Regions from separate parts of the Homo sapiens genome. Here region 1 is linked to region 2. Evidence: chromatin contacts called from ENCODE Hi-C or POLR2A ChIA-PET data. All regions are on one chromosome and are shown on one strand. The core of a region is the stretch at or near the end of the contact, and the rest is flanking DNA. Distances in the headings are between cores, read along the strand shown.

Evidence for each region. Hi-C counts contacts between places; a loop is a spot of excess contacts on that map. ChIA-PET counts read pairs that join two places held with the same protein, here RNA polymerase II (POLR2A). Pooled maps may share reads with other maps.
Region 1: a loop to region 2 is called in a map of OCI-LY7, with 2.4 times the contacts of the local background. The contact joins two enhancer-like sites. A Hi-C loop is called at or near these places in 1 of 168 maps with a recorded cell type or tissue (OCI-LY7) and 5 of 50 pooled maps. POLR2A ChIA-PET finds 5 or more read pairs at or near these places in 1 of 52 experiments (B cell).

Annotation. Positions count from the first base shown.
Region 1 is chr6:13,452,295-13,457,382 of GRCh38, reverse strand. The region is part of intron 1 of GFOD1 (Gfo/Idh/MocA-like oxidoreductase domain containing 1); the gene reads left to right. Among named protein-coding and RNA genes, the nearest start is that of GFOD1-AS1, 31 kb to the left of the region's middle. Within about 2 kb of position 2,687, at least 23 of the 41 ENCODE cell types and tissues checked have a DNase peak (open chromatin) inside an H3K27ac peak, as active enhancers do; they include B cell and OCI-LY7, where a contact is called at or near this core.
Region 2 is chr6:13,271,334-13,276,326 of GRCh38, reverse strand. PHACTR1 (phosphatase and actin regulator 1) reads right to left here. Exons shown (of 15, transcript NM_030948.6): 11 at 3,412-3,467. The region is part of intron 8 of TBC1D7-LOC100130357 (TBC1D7-LOC100130357 readthrough); the gene reads left to right. It also overlaps a transcript of LOC100130357 not described here. Among named protein-coding and RNA genes, the nearest start is that of TBC1D7, 55 kb to the left of the region's middle. RefSeq lists enhancers at 1,837-3,036, 3,748-3,847. Within about 2 kb of position 2,173, at least 10 of the 41 ENCODE cell types and tissues checked have a DNase peak (open chromatin) inside an H3K27ac peak, as active enhancers do; they include B cell and OCI-LY7, where a contact is called at or near this core.

The sequences.
Region 1 (5,088 bases), core at 1,438-3,937, 180 kb before region 2:
GGCTCTCTGCTTATGGCAGGCTGATTTCTCATCATCCCCAAATGTTTATTGAGTGCCTGTTATCTAGAGGGCACAGTTTGGGATATTGTAGAACTTTCTAGACACCATCCCTCCATTTTAGACTCTGGAAAATTTCAGAAAGTCCAGGTCACCTCTCAAATTCCTGGCAGGTGCCCATTTGCTTCTGGCAAGGTCTGACTCAGGATCCACAGGTGGGATTGTTTTCTGGGAAGGTTAAGCTCCTTTTGCAGTCTGTTTTCACTTTCCGTGTTGGGCAGATGTGGACCTGCTCTGCTAGCTGTGGGCTGTGGGCAGCATTGCCCATTTGCTTCCTGTTTATGAGAGAAAAGCCCCATCTTTGATTTTCCCAGGTGGGCCACTGAAATCACCTGAATGCTCTGAAACTGTCCCTGACTTCTTTGCTCAGGTGCCCCCGAGTTGTGAAGTGGCTTAGCTCAAAGCCTCCTGCAGGGCACCACAGTCTGTAGGAGGTCTCTTGTTCTTATATGAAAAGCTCACGTGAACTTTCTGTTCTACTCAGTAATGTCCCTGTGATTGTCTGAATAGGAAGGTTTTCATTCCCAGGAGGCTCAGACCTCCTGGCTCCCAAGACAGATCTGTGCGGGGCCAAGACGAGCAGCGTGCAGGCCGCCCACTCTATATGGTGCAGCCCTAGGAGGCTGTATGTCAGGACCTATCATCTGTTCAGGTTTAATCACCTGCAGTAAGAGAGCAGTCTAATCTGTCTATATATTTATTTAGATTCTTGCTTTAGTCTAGAAAGGATTAGAGGTGACCGTGATGAGTAGTTCAAAAATTAACCTGAATTTAATGGGCAAAAGAAAGTGGAATAAGCTTGCACCTGTAGTCATGACAATATTCATGAGAAATTTTTAAAAGCTAAAGGAGGCCAAGTGTGGTGGCTCACACCTGTAATCCCAGCACTTTGGGAAGTCGAGGCGGGTGGATCACTTGAACTCAGGAGTTTGAGACCAGCCTGGGCAACATGGCAAAACCCCGTCTCTGCAAAAAATACAAAAGTCAGCCGGGCGTGGTGGTGGATGCCTGTAGTCCCAGCTACTCAGGAGGCTGAGATGGGAAGATCACTTGAGCCCAGGAGGTGGACACTGCAGTAAGCCAAGATCATGCCATTGCACTCCAGCCTGGCATGAGAGAGGGTGACAGAGCCAGACCCTGTCTCAAAAAATAAAAGATAAAAACTTTAAAAAGCTAAAGGAGTCTCTTAGAAGCCTCATTTCCCTTCAACCCTCTGAGATCTTGCTTCAAGGTAGGGCTGTTGCACTTTAAAACCCACCTCTGAGACCCATGTCCTTCTTGGGATGATGGAACTTAGCCAAATGAGGAGAGAGCCCCCAGCCTGTCAGGCCTGCTGTAGCAAAATCATGCCCCGCAATCTTGTCTGAATAAACAGCAGTCAAGACAGAGGTATGCCTCTAGTAAACTCCCATCCTGTCTATTGGACAATGCTGTACCAAGAGGGCTGACGAGGCCAGTGTTAAACTGTGACCGACTGGGAGTTGAGGATGCTCCGGGTAATGAGTCCCCCTCCCTGTTAGCAGAGTTCCAGTAGGTGGGTGTTCCAGTGCCTAAGTGCAGGCAAGTCATGGGGCAAGGTGACCTTCTGTGCCTGTCATGATCTAATAGAGCTCTTTGTGTGGGTGTCTGTGCTTAATTTGGCTGAAACATTTATTTCTCTTCTGAATGGGCTTCCTTGTTTCACACAGAAAGTTGGCCCATGTGGGGTGCTGCTGACAGGCAGTAGCAGGGCGTCTGGTGGGCTACCGTTTTGGCTTAATGTTTACTCCTTTGCCTGCAGTTTTAGGCATCCCTCTGTCAAACTGTCAACCCTTGGTGAATATCATAGGATTTTCTCTTTAGAATAACCTGTGTTCGCATCCCAGGTGTTTTTATAATTCAATTCAAACCAATGACAAGGTGGCTTTCCCATTCGTGGTAGCCACCCGGCTGGGGACCATTCCCCACAGTTTCTGTGAGTCCAGAGTTGGCTTCACTCTCAGGAAACAAAATCCCTGATGGGCATCTGGAATTACCAAGGTGATTTAGTGATAGGGACTTCTAAAAGAGCTAACCCCAAGCACAAAACTCAGTTCGGGTTGGGTCAGAAACCTGACCCACCCCGCACCTCTCTGGGTGTATTGCTCACTGCCAGGCTTTGGGGCTGTTTCAGGAGGCTATGTTCTTACAGGGACAAGAGCCAGTGTGTGTGCGTGTGTGGGTGTGTGTGTTTGTGTGTAGAGCCCTGGTGTGTCAGGCACACGTGCAGAGAGATTTAGATCAGCAGACCTCAGATGACGAAACCCTAAACTCTAGCGGAAGCAACTGCATCAGATGGTGGAAAATCTCATCCAAATGCCTTTACAGTGTCTTTCAGGTTTTTGATATCAAGACAACCAGAAATTTGCTGTGAGTGACAGCCAGGAGGTGATGCTAATATCCTGGGGTCTGAAGATTCCTCCCCTCCCTCTACGAAACTCTTGCTCTGGTGTCCATTTGTGGGGCCACCTCTCTCCCCCTCTTGCAGCCCACAGAAGGACTGGGAAGCATTGACAGTGGTCCCCAGCTGCCACCTGCTGTCTGTGACTCATGCACTGTCTGTGGGAGGGTGGAGAATATCATCAGTGGGTTGCGGGGCAGAGAGTGGGAAGTGTCTGCTTTGTGGCTGATGTGTGAGTGTGGGAACATGTGTGCTCCTGGACGGGAGTGGTGGCATTGCTCATTCTGAGGAGCTGGCGGGTAGCATGGAAATGTGTCTTCACTTGGTTTTTTGGGTTTCTAGTTTCCTTTTTTCTTTTTTTAAGACATAGCTACTGAAAGGCCAGGAAGTAGGACTTGGGGGCATGCCAGTGAGTTGGAAGCCGCATTAATGTCCTGTATCTTTAGCTCTTCAGTCCAACAAAGGTGCAATTATTATGTTATGCACATGCCTTCTGCAGGATTATGTATTGGCATTGCTGATTCTAGCTAATGTCTTTTAGCAGTTTGATGGGCTTATATTAGTTTCCGGGAGTTGCCGTAACAAAGTACCATCAGCTGGGTGGCTTAAACAACAGAAATTAATTTTTTTCAGTTCTGGAGGCTGGAAGCTGGAGGTATCAAGGTGTGGGCAGGGCTGGTTCCTTCTGAGGGCTGTGAGGGAGTCTGTTCCAGCCCTGTCCTGGCTTCTGCTGGCCTGCCGGCAGTCTCTGATGCTCCTTGGCCTGAGGATGCATCACCTCGTCTCTGCTTTCATGTTCAGTGGGGTTCTGCCTGTGTGCATGCCTGTGTCTGAATTTTTCCTTTATATAGGTGGCACCAGTCATATTGGATTAGGGCCAACCCTCATGACTTCATCCTGACTAATTACATCTGCCACAACTCTGTTTCCAAATAAGGTCACATTCACAGGTACTGGAAGTGAGGACTGTGACATCTTTTGGGGAGACACAATTCAACCCATAATGAAAGCAAAAGGGGGTTTTGTGTTCCCCTTATGTGAGAGGTCATGTGATCATAGGTTATGGAGGCTGATGGCCTGGGATTGACAGCTGCCACTTACTAGCTGTGTGTCTTTAGGCAACTTGCCTGTCTTGTTTCCATATCAGTAAAATGAACAAATTTTAAAATATGGTTGACAGGTTATAATTTAATACACATAAAGTTCTTTAAAGAATACTTCGCATATTGTAGCTTTCACTAAATCTAAGTTGCTTCTGTCACTTCTGCTACTACCTCTATTTGACTTGCTTGTTTAAAGTTATGGGAATATAGTTTTATTGAGGATGCTTTAAAAAGGGTGAATTGAAAGGAATAAGGACATTGCCACCTGAATTTTTAGATTTATGTATCTTCAAATGACTCAATAATTGCTCACTCTAGGAAATCTGCAACTATGCATTGTGTTTTGAATACTGAAAAGAAATTATCTTTGAAACCGCATTTATTCATTTGATAAACATTTATTCAAGCCTCGCTGTACATGAAACACTTTGCTAGGTAGTGAGGTGCATACAAAAATGACTGTGATAATAGCTCTGGGTTTTAAAGAGCTTGCAGCCCAGTGAGAGACAGAGACATAAAGTGATGCAATAATAGAAGGTAACAGGCGTTCTTCAAAATGCTGCACCTGGATCGACCTGGAAGCAGGATGGAAATTTCAAAAGAACCCAAGGAGATAAACACAGTTCCTTATCTTCAATTCTGAATTTGAAAAACAAAACGAAATGAACCTTTGAAAATTGAATTCTTTCTTTGATAGGTTTGGTGCAAACTCAATTGCTTATAAAACCTGAGCTGAACTGATGTGAGGCAATAGTTTTATCTTCTTTCCCGGCATGTGAATGTTCACAAAGTTTGCTGAAAAACACCAGGGATGGTACGTAACATCCAGTAAATGCGTCACCAGATTCCCTTTCACATCTGGCCCAGAATCCCTGGAAAAGGGATGGTGGGACTGTCTAACTAGATATTTTACAGCCAAGGAACACTGAGCTTCAGAGGAGTCAGACGGTGTGCTCCAGTCCCAAAGCTTGGGAGCAGTGCGATCTTGTCTTTAGTCTCCTTTCATCTGGAACACTTCCACAAGCTTTATTTGTCATACAGAGTGAAGAAGCTAAGTCTGCCTGCTTGGCTCAGCCGATCCTAATGGTAAATGTTAGGCCTGCTTTGCTTACAAGTCACAGAAGCCTGCTTGAGGAGTAGACAAAAAGAGGGCAAGGTGGGCAAGGTATGATTAGGATATGGGGTGCTCTGGTTGGAAAGTTTGTATCCTTGCAAAATTTATATGTTGCTGTGAGGACACAGCGAGAAGGCGCCCCCTGTAAACAGGAAGGGAGCGAGCCCTCACCAGATGCCGAATCTGCGGGCACCTTGATCTTAGACTTCCCAACTCCAGAACTGTGAGCTACAACTGCCTGTTGTTCATAAACCACCCAGTTTATGGTGTTTTGTTATAACAGCCAGGATGGATGCCATTAGTCCATCCATTAGTCTGAAATACTTCAAGTGTGTGGTTCCTAAGAACTGGCATGTTTTCTTACATAACCACAGGAGAATGATCAACTTTAGTAT
Region 2 (4,993 bases), core at 924-3,423:
CCTGATTTGGCCCCCCAACCGCCTGTGGGCATAAGGCTTTGTAGAAAGGCAGCACAAGAAACAGCCACATCTTGCTGTGGGCTGAGGTCACCAGAGGTCCCTGCTCCAGCCTACCCTACAGTGCCTGAAACCGTCACCATGAGTGTGCTTTCCTTTGGATTTAGAGATCCTATCTCCCTCCCGGAGAGGTTTTTTTTTTTTTTAATGCAAATTTCTCTTGAATAAAAGCCCATTAAACTAGTCAGCCATTAATAGCTCAGTATGAATTAATCTAGTAGAGATAAACTGGGGGGCAGACAGCAACACCCGGAAGTAGGGAGCCCCCAGACAGTGACATTTGTACAAATGCAAATTTCAGTGGGATAAAACCTATTAAACTAGTCAGCCATTAATATCTTAGTATGAATTAATCTAGCAGAGTTAAATGGGGAGGCAGACAGCAAGAACCAGAAGGAGGGAACTCCCATTTTGCGATGTCTCAGGTGGGAAAACGGATGGAAGAAAAGGTGGTCTGGATGTTGGGTCACCAGGGACAGCTAGAGGGCACACGGTGAAAATTTACAGAAGCACAGAATACTAGGGCCATGAGGGGACCTAGTGACCACCTCGTCTACCACTCCTGGTTTATAACTGAGGATCTGAAGCCTCAGGGGTGTTAAGTGGCCAGTCACACCCTACCTGGCTCAGTGGTTACACAGATAGGTTTTTTCCTGTGGTCATGTTTTGTGTGGGGCCGGCTCTCCTCCTCATTACTAGCCTCAGACTTCTGATCCTACAGGTCCCTTCAGAGCCGTGAAGGCGGGCATCCTGTGACACAGCTGACACAGCATGGAGCCTTCATCTCCTATGTGCGTTTCTTAGGTCACTCTGAGGGGTGGGGCCACAAGCTACCACCTACAGAATTGATACCTTTAGTTCAAAGCCATTGACCAACCCAGGTTCATGAATTTTCAGGCAGAAGGTACCAAGACAACCCCATTAGGCAACTAGGAAGACAGGCCAGGAAAGGCCTACGATGTCGTCATTACAGCTGCCACCGTCAGAGGGTTCATTATGTGCTCAGAGGTGCACAGGGCCTCACTGGCTGCTGGACAGAACAGGGGCTGCTCCCAGGACCAGGCAGGGTGGGGCTGGAAACCAACCCAAGGCTCTCAAAGCTCCAGGGCTGAGCCATGGCATCTCTGTGCCCTGTTCCCCACCACCCAACACCGAGCAGTTCCTCAAATGGCTGAAAGCTCAGAAAATCAGTTTTAAAACAAACTATTGGAGGATGTTTTCTTATACCACTAGACATTTTTTTTGTTTAACAATCGCAATAGATTAAATTTAAAAAAATATTTAGGAGAACATAGTTCCAGAATACAGGGAAAAATAAGAACCTATGGGAAAACAAGTTGATTTCTGAAAAGTTTCAAAACTATGAAATGACCAACCTGTTAGAATTGGTCAAGTAGTTCTTTAATTTGCAACTATGTGGCCAGGACAAGAGGGATTAGGGAAGAGAATAAAAGAGAACCATGGGAACAATCTTTCACAACTCCTTTTTGGTCCCCTGAATCTAAGTTCCCTGGTTGATGGCGGTAAAAACCCAAGCTCAAAGGACCTGTAGTCTCCCAGGGATCTGGACAAGCCACAGCGGGGATCTGATATCTTTGAGAGAGCCCAGAGCTGAGCTAGGGGATTTTAGATCTCTCCAGAAACCGTACTCCTGGTGTGATAAGCACTATTTTCTGAAACCTAAATAATCCCCCGGAGGCTTTTAGCTTCTTTGAGTTTAGGTCTCAGGTCAGAGGCCACAAGTACAGCAGCGGGCTGTGAGTAAGTTGTACAGGTTCACCTGGCTGTTTATCTTTCTCTCCAACAATGGGAAGTTTATAATGGCTCAGGTACCAGATTGGGGCCGAAAGGAAGACATCCTACAAGCCAAATGCTTCCCTGACCTTGGAAATGCTTTGAAAAAGCTCTGAATTCATTATATAGAATATTAAGCTTGGAAACTTTAAAGGGTACCCCTTGGGCAGAAAAAAGTAAACACACATTCCTAGAGACCTAGGCAAAGCGTAGGGTTCCCCCACGACTGAGGAAGGCTAATCCTGAAAATAACTTCTACTGAGAGTTGAGGAAGTGGCGGCTGGCGTGGGGACGGGAGGCAAGACATTGATAAAGGCAGAGTTGACATAAACGGACATGCGGGGGCGTCGGGCGGGGGTGGGTGCTGTAGGCAACAGGTCTCCCCACCAAAGCGGAACCCAGCACCCACCTTCAGCAGACTACGAAATGCCGACCAAGTCACAAGGCCACAGTGAGCACGGTAGAAAGGTAAAGTCAAGAATATCTTAGTGTGGTTTCAGTGGAAATTCCCGGCAAACTCACACTGCGGTTGCATGTGATTTACTGGGCACGGGGCGGGGCGGGGCGGGGGGGCCGGGGGAGGCAAGGAGTCAGTCTGTACAACATAGCATTTCTAGAAAACTCTGCATAGTATATATCTTTCTCTTCTGGAGAGAAATTAGAAGTGTGTTGTGGGGTAGGGGGAACAGGGTCATGAATTAAGCCAGAAATATTTGTTCACTATCTTGAGGCCAGTGTTGGCGAGAATGGTAGCAATGAATGAATAGAATGGTTTGATATTTAAGTTATTTAATATCTACCACTAAACTGACGCATACTGCTGTCCATCAAATGCTTGATCTCTTTTAGTATTTTGTATCCTGTTTTCTCTTTTTTTTTTTAAAGCACCAAGTGGATCCTCTGTACATATTCAAATGTCTCTGTGTCCTAAACCAAACAAGGGGCTCATTTATTTTTTTCTGTCTGCAGCAATGGTGAAAGGCAGTTTTCCTCGAATGAGAGCATCAGACAGGCATGCCCGGGACCAGCTGTGGGAATCCTGAGAGACAGACATGAAGCACTTCACTTGGAAATGCTTTCTTAGTCTTTCAATTTAACATTCAAAGGGATGAGGGATTTTTATCAACAGCAGCCAGCTGCAATGCAAAGTCATGCTTTCTAGTCTCAGTTCAAATGGACATTTCCCTTATTTTAGCCGTGCATATCACAGTCTCCATTTTCAAGCCAATTCTGGTTTAAAGGTGACCCTGCTCTTAAAAATCATTAAATAATAAGTGGTCTCACTCTAATTTTTCAGCTTCTCTCTGACTTTACAACTCACTAAAAGGAAGGTTCTGCCTGCCGCCCGTGAGCTTCTAAAGAATAAAGTGGAATAAAATTTGCCTTCTCTTTGGGGAGGTCGTCTTTGGTGTTCTAACATGCACACATGAAGCTTCAACCGTTAGAAAGGTTTTCAATGCTTTCCGCAGAGGCGCAAGGTAGAAACCTTGTGGCCTACCATTAAATAATAACAAAAGCCGCCACAAAACATCAGGGATTGCCATGGGCTTAGTCACTTACGTTTCAAAATGTTCCTCTGTTCCAGTTCCTCTGCAGTTGGCCTCTGGCTCAGCCGCCTACGGAAAAAATCCAGGAAAAGTTTTTGGACCATATCATAGCCTCCTTGGGTCATTAATTTCCTCGGCCCTTGCAGATACATGAGACAGTCAGTGGCTGGAGTTCTTGTTCCATCCTGTGCTCTGAAAGACTGACTCTCGCCACCACCGCCTCCTCAGTTCCTCAATTTCAAGCCCAGGAGAGGCACGTGCGTCATGTCACAGCCGCTGACCCCCGCCCTCCTCCCTGCAGCGGCCCCTCCCCAGCCCCATCTCCTCCAGTGGCCCCAGGCAAGTGGACTGCAACTCAGACGGGACTCTTTTCTTCACAGAAGTCCTTTTCTTTCCTTGTGGCCTCCTAACTTGGGGACTGTGGCCTCTTGCCTCTCTCTCCCTCCCTTGAGGCTAAAGCCTGTCTCCTGCCTCTTCTGTGCAGACCCAGTTAGAACATAAAGAGGTCTGTGGCCCCGGGGACATGTGAGAGAATGTGTCTGTCTGCAGAGAACAATGGCTGCTCTTCTTCTGGTCCTGCTCCTCTTATTTCGGAGGCTTAGAAGACATGAGTGGCAAAGGCACAGAAATGATACTTCTGTGGCCAGGCGTGAAATTTAGCCACCGTACATGAAACATCATAGCCAGGGCATGAGCCTGCAATGACGCAATGGGTGGAGGCGGGACAGGCAGTGGATGGCACGTAGTGACAGAAGTAGCCAGGGAACGGGCATGGCATCTGAGGGGAGAATGCCTGCATTAGGTCCCAGGAATGACTGACACGGACTCAGGAGCCTGAGCAGGAACAGAGACATCTGTACCTTTGAAGCTTTTGGTAATTATTTAACAACCTGCAATTATCCGGCATTCCACTTCACCCATTGGGATGAGGTGTGTGAGAAACTGAATCATTGTAGAAGAAATTTTAGGCTTCTCAGACTCCTCTATTGGGATCTAAGGGGTAGAAATGATGCTCTCCTAGTTGAGGAAGTTGCAGTCCCTCCTTGGGTATTAGAAACTGGTGTCTATAGTCGGCAAGATGTTCACATCTTGAAATCTAAAGAGAGATCCTAGAGTGAAAATATCAAGTCAATGAAGTCTCCAAACCTAACTACAGTTGGTCCTCTGTGTCCATGAGTTCCACATTCTTCGGTTCTACCAACTGCTGACGGAAAATATTAAAAAAAAAAACAAACAAAAAACAATAGTCTAAAATTATTGATATAGCATTTATCTTGTATTAGATATAAGTAATTTAGAGATGATTTAAAGGATATGGGAGGATACACATAGTTTTTTGCAAATACTACGCCATTTTATACAAGGGACTTGAGCTTCCTTGGATTTTGGTATCCAAGGGAGTCCTGGAATCAATCTCCCAGAAAGGACTATATTTTTAATTCAAAGCTTGTTGTCATTTGTGTTTTTGTTTATTGTGCTGGGCCAGAATCAATTGCTTCTGTGACATTCCCGTGTCACCACCACACATCCTATATAGGGAATGGGCTTCAATGTCTCATATAGTTTGGATATTTGTCGCTGCCCAAATCTCATGT